Linked DNA regions of Homo sapiens: region 2 is linked to region 1. A link is a loop called in an ENCODE intact Hi-C map of the cell type or tissue named here. Cell type or tissue: heart right ventricle. All regions are shown on one strand. Each heading gives the region's core, and the rest is flanking DNA. Links, peaks and the distances in the headings are about the cores only. Region 1 has its middle 42 kb from the start of TCF3. Region 2 has its middle 5.3 kb from the start of ONECUT3.

Evidence for each region. Peaks named below come from ENCODE experiments on the same cell type or tissue, not always from the same donor. Only the 100,000 strongest peaks of a DNase experiment are listed, where the experiment ranks them.
Region 2: a loop joins it to region 1, with 1.8 times the contacts of the local background. A loop is called at or near these places in 5 of 110 quality-filtered maps.

The regions. Positions count from the first base shown.
Region 1 is chr19:1,693,626-1,696,530 of GRCh38, forward strand. No RefSeq gene overlaps it. Among named protein-coding and RNA genes, the nearest start is that of TCF3, 42 kb to the left of the region's middle. In heart right ventricle, for the core only: no CTCF peak of the experiment used is centred there; no DNase peak of the experiment used is centred there; H3K27me3 peaks cover 782 bases.
Region 2 is chr19:1,746,770-1,749,674 of GRCh38, forward strand. No RefSeq gene overlaps it. Among named protein-coding and RNA genes, the nearest start is that of ONECUT3, 5.3 kb to the right of the region's middle. RefSeq lists enhancers at 345-1,544, 1,102-1,621, 1,622-2,140, 1,667-1,716. In heart right ventricle, for the core only: no CTCF peak of the experiment used is centred there; a DNase peak (open chromatin) is centred at 1,610; H3K27me3 peaks cover 2,387 bases.

The DNA.
Region 1 (2,905 bases), core at 92-2,591:
CCCACCTTGGCTTCCCAAAGTGCTGGGATCACAAGCATGAGCCACTGCTCCTGGCCCTCCCGCCGCCTCTTAAAAGAACCCTGTGAGGACATTGGGCATCCCCCAGATAATCCAGTATGATCTCCTATCCAAGGTCCTTCATTTAGTCCCATCTGCAGAGTCCCTTTAGGGATGTAAAGTGACCTATCCATAGGTTTCAGGGATTAGGATTCGGGGGTGCACATCTGTGGGGGGCCACTATTCAGCTCGCCCAGAGGACACTTCCCTACACAACTCCCCCATTCCTGACCCTACCTTGGAGCTGGGAGATGTTCACAGCCTCTGAGGCTGCCAGGAACACTGCAAACCCCCAGAGATTAGATGATCTCCAACATATTCCAACGATTTACTTGGCAAGCATTTGTTAAGTGCCTGCTGTCTACCAGGCCCATCTGGCTGGTCCGGCTTCATGGATGTGTAGCCCAGTGGTTCAGGGTTTCATGTTTGGCTTAATGCTCTGGTGTCTGTCACCATCTTGATGCTTTTGCTAATTTGATCTTTGAACTTGTGTGTGTGTGTGTGTGTGTGTGTGTGTGTGTGTGTGTTTGTTTGTTTTTAATGCAGTCTCGCTCTGTCACCCAGGCTGGAGTGCAGTGGTGTGATCTCAGCTTACTGTAATCTTTGCCTCCCAGGTTCAAGTGATTCTTCTGCCTCAGCCTCCTAAGTAGCTGGGATTACAGGTGTGAGCCACCACACCCGGCTAATTTTTTTGTATTTTTAGTAGAGATGGGGTTTCACCACATTGGCCAGGCTGGCCTCAAACTCCTGACCTCGTGATCTACCCACCTTGGCCACGCCCAGCCTGAACTTGTGTTTTATAAGTGAAGTCCAGTGGAACAGTGGAGCGAGCCTGTGAGCAAGGGAGGTCCTGAAAACGTGTGTGCTTAGCTATTCCATGTTGGTCTGTTTGCACCTAGTGGTCACTATGCCCAGGGGCACAGAGATCCAGGATCCCACAGCTCATGAGAGTTCAGCGAGACCCAAAACGAGTACCAGGTGAGTGTGTGAGAGAGTTGGTAGAATAGGCGTGCACGAAGAGGTAAAATAAAGGCTGGGCATGGTGGCTCATACCTGTAATCCCAGCGCTTTGGGAGGCCAAGGTGGGAGGATTGCTTGAGCCCAGGAGCTCAAGACTAGCCTGGAAAACATAGCAAGACCCCATCTCTAAAAAACAAAAAAATGAACAAACAATAAGCCGAGCATGGTGGTACATGCCTCCAGTCCCAGCTACTCTGAAGGCTGATGCTGGAGGGTTGCTTGAGCCCAGGAGGTTGAGGTGGCAGTGAGCTGTGATTGCACCACTGCATTCCCACCTTGGCAACAGAGTGAGATCCCATCTCCAAAAAAAAGAAAAGAAAAGGAAAGAAAAAGTGAAATAAAAACAGGTTAATTTTGTTCAGTGTTTCAGTTGTTCCCATCAGAACCAAACACATATGCTCATGCAATCTCCAAAACACAAATGGCCTAATTTAGGTGATTCTGTAGACAAGTCACATGTTCTTAAAGAACCATAGCCAATATTTCCAGACCAAATGATGAAATTCTTTCAATAGTTGTATTTAAACCTGGCATTACATAGCATAAAGATGAATGGTCAAATTCACAATAATAAATTAAATTTTAAAAATTTTAGGCTTAAAAAAATTTAAAAGTTTTTTAAAATTTAAAAATTAAAAAAATTTTAGGTGGTTCACGCCTTTGGGATCCCAGCACTTTGGGAATTCGAGGTGAGAGGATCATGCGAGCCCAGGAGTTTGAGACCTTCCTGGCTAACACAGTGAGACCCCATCTCTACAAAACAATGAAAACATCAGTCAAGTGTGGTGGATATGGCTTGGCTGTGTCCCCACCCAAATCTCATCTTGCATTGTAGCTCCCACAATTCCCACGTGTCGTGGGAGGAACCCTGTGGGAGGTGATTGAATTATGGGGGCGGGTCTTTTCTGCGCTGTTCTCGTGATAGTAAATGAGTCTCGCGAGATCTGATGGTTTAAAAACGGGCGTTTCCCTGCACAAGCTCTCTCTGCCTGCTGCCATCCATGTAAGGCATGACTTGCTCCTCCTTGCCTTCCACCATGATTGTGAGGCCTCCTCAGACGTGTGGAAGTGTGAGTCCATTAAACCTCTTTTTTTTTTCTTTTCTTTTCTTTTATTGAGGTGGAGTCTCGCTCTGTCACCCAGGCTGCAGTGCAGTGGCGTAATCTTGGCTTACTGTAACCTCTACCTCCTGGGTTCACACCATTCTCCTGCCTCAGCCTCCTGAGTAGCTGGGACTACAGGTGCACACCACCAGGCCCAGCTAATTTTTTGTATTTTTAGTAGAGATGGGGTTTCACCATGTTAGCCAGGATAGCCTCGATCTCCTGACTTCATGATCTTCCCACCTCAGCCTCCCAAAGTGCTGGGATTACAGGCGTGAGCCACTGTGCCCAGACCATTAAACCTCTTTTTCTTCCCAGTCTCAGGTACGTCTTTATCAGCAGCATGAAAACAGGCTAATACAGTGGTGGTGCATGCCTGTGGTGCCAGCTACTTGGGAGGCTGAGATGGGAGGATCACTTGAGCCCAGGAAGTCAAGGCCTCAGCAAGCTGTGATTGCACCACTGCACTCCAGCCTGGGCGAAAGTGAGACTCTGTCTAAAAAATATGTAAAATAAACTGTAGAATGATGTGGAATAGCAAATTGAAGAAAACTATGACAAGTTGAGAGAGACTGTAGAAGAAAGAAAAAAGCTTTAATGTTAGCACTTTGAATGATACTTTTTTCTTACTTTTTTTTTTCTTTCTTTTTCTGAGACAGTCTCACTCTGTCACTCAGGCTGGAGTGCAGTGGTGCGATCTCAGCTCGCTGCAACCTCTGCCTCCC
Region 2 (2,905 bases), core at 164-2,663, 53 kb after region 1:
GACCCCTCCAGCTCAGGCTGAAGAGCTCCCCCAACTGCCGGGTCCAGAGGGTCCTGCGCTCCCTGGGATCGCCCGAAGGGCTGGGTCGGAGGGGGACCCTGGCGCAGGGAACGTTCTCTGTAACTGAGATCCGCGTTTCTACTCAGGAGCTCAGCTGAGACTCTCTGCGTGGCCAACCCTCTCCAGAGACCGGCTCCACCGCCAGCCAGATTGGATGCTGAGCGTGTCCACACAGCACGCACTCACTGGGACTCAGCGTGCTGGGACTCAGCTCCCCGCCGCCCAGTCCCTCGGGCCTAGGTCAGCTCGCCAGCTGGTGGCCTGAGGCAGATCTCAGGACCTCCCTGTGCCTCAGTTTCCTCACCTGAAAAATGGGAATAATTGGAGTTGCTTCCTCAGAGTACCCCTGCCCCTAGCTCCCTGCAGGTACAGTGGGGATGGGGCAGGAGATAGAGCGGGGACCTGCAGGACGTACCCCTCCCCCAGGGAATGGGGGACGCCACCCCACCCCTGGCGAGCCCGGAAGGTGGCTGCTGATTGAACAATGGGAGAAACAAGCTTTCTTCTAGCGCAAGGTGACTCACCTGCTGGCCCAGGGACAAAGCTCCCCCAGCCACTCCCCACCGCCCGCCACCCCCCACCGCCCGCCACACACACACACACACACACATACACACACACACACCGCACAGCACGGAGAGGGGGTGAGTCATTCCACCCCACCACATCTGTGATGGCCTCCCTGGGTGCGTACTAACCTGTGGGGTGGGGGGATTATACTAAGGGCCGCCCGGGACCCTCCCTGCTTGGCCTCACAGCCAGGGAGAGAAGGCCCAACCACCCCCAGCCTGGCATTCAAGGCCTGGCTTTGAACACATGCCCCCCCCCCACACACCCCAGCTTCATTCAGTTTTATCTCATTGACTCATTCAACAAACATTCCCTAATGAAGTCCTGTGAGGGCCCCGAAACTGGGCTAACGCCAGACGCCTCCCCAGCCCCACCGCCTCTTCCTCAGATGACAAGGAGTCTTTTCGTCCTTCCATTGGCCTACCTGACTTGGACTCCTACACATCCTACAAAACCCAACCTCAGGGCTCCTCCTCCAGGAAGGGAGGACTGCCGCCTCCCCAGTTCTGATCTCAGGGGGATGGGGATGACTTTTCCCCTCCCTAAGTATGGGAGCCCCAGCGGGAGGGACAGAGGCTGTGGCCGCAGCTCTAGGGTGGTGGGGGCAGGGGAGCAGGAGTGATCTGAGAAGTTTGCTAAATCCAGCGAATGGCCTGGTTCCCCTCCCCCATCCCCGGTCTGCAGATTCTGCCTAAGGAGGTGCGAATCCCTTCCCCTTTCCCCATTCCCCATTCCCCAGTCCAACACCCCCTCCCCACCCAGAGGTCCACGAGGCGAGACAGACCCAAAGAGAGAGGCAAGGACGTGGGCGTTGGTCGGTCTTGCGGGGAGGAGGTGCCGTGCTCTCCCCACTTCCTGACCCAGCAGAAAGCGCCCGGGCGTGTCCAGATAAACCGCGCCTTAATCGAGGCGCCATTCCGGCCCGGAACAGGCCAGGCCCAGGTGAGGCTCAGAGCCAGATGCGCCCAGCCTAACCCACCTGGGGACGCCCCTCGGACCCTCCCGGGGCGGGGTCCTCACTCCCGACCAGGACCTCTGTCTCTGCATCTGCGAAGTGGGCGCCCCCAGGCCTGTGCTCCCCCCACCCACCTGTCGTCTCGTCTCGGCTTTCAGGGTGCAGAGTGGACACTCCCAGGTGTCCAAGCCGGCGAGCTCGGGTCCCGCAGAACCGGCGGCCCTGGAGACGCCCCGAGGGCAGCCCCGCTGCAGCCTTGCTCGGGTCCCCTAGCCCGGCGCCTCCGCAAACCAACCCACCGCGGGCCGCCGAGCCCCGCTCCGGGATCCGCCGGCTGCCTCCATCCCAGAAGAGTGCGCAGAGAATTAAATCTAGATATTTACATGTTTAATGGCTAAAGGAGCCTGTCTTCTGGCAGGGCAGGGAGGGCGCTCAGGTGGTTTAACTCAGCGCCGGGATCCCGCTCAGCTGCGGGGGCCGCGAACCCCGCCGCTGGGCCGACGATTGGGCCCCTCCGGAGCGCGGCGCCCAACGCGGGTTTCGTTGCGTCGGGGAAGTCCGTGGCCTGCAGCGTCCAGTCCCCAGGCTGTCAGCCGAGCCCTGGAGTGGGGCGTTCTCCAGGCCCCCAACCCCTGATCCAGGCCGTTCCCCTCCCGCGCACCCTCCGGCGGGGGCTGCAGCCCGCGCCCCTCGCCGCCAAGCCCCATTTTCCCACAGTGCAAACTGCAGCAAACGAACTGGTTTTCTCCTGAGCGCACGCTGCGGGGAGACGATTCCAACGGCGTCCAGTGAGGAGGGGCCCAGGCCTGCGAGACGGGGCGCGTTCCTGTCCCCAGACCCCTCCGGCTGCGCCTCAACCCCCAGCCCGGCTCTCTGACCTGCATCGGTCGGGCCGGGCACAGAGGAGGCAAAGCAGGCGGAGGCCGCGAGAGGAGAGCAGCCTGACCTCCCGCCTGAGCCCGGACCCTTCCCCTCGGGCACCCTCGGACGCCCCCGCCCCAGCGTGTTACTTTCTAGATGGGGAAACTGAGGCGCGGCCAGGGCGATGCGGCGGAAGTCCCGCGCCCGGCCGTCTCCCGCGCCTGCCAGACAGAGCCCCGAGAAGAGGGCATAGAATTCCCTCCTCTAATTGTGTCCCAGAACTCTGGGACGACGGAGGCCAAGCTGCTGAGGGAGGGGACGAGGACGCGGGGCCCCAGGGACCAACCCCTCCGCTCCCCGGCCAGCCGCGGCCGCCCAGCCTCGGTGCCCCGGCGCAAACAAGCGCGGTGTTTGCCGAGCGCGAGGCGGGCGGCGCGGCCCGAGAGCGATGAGGATTCG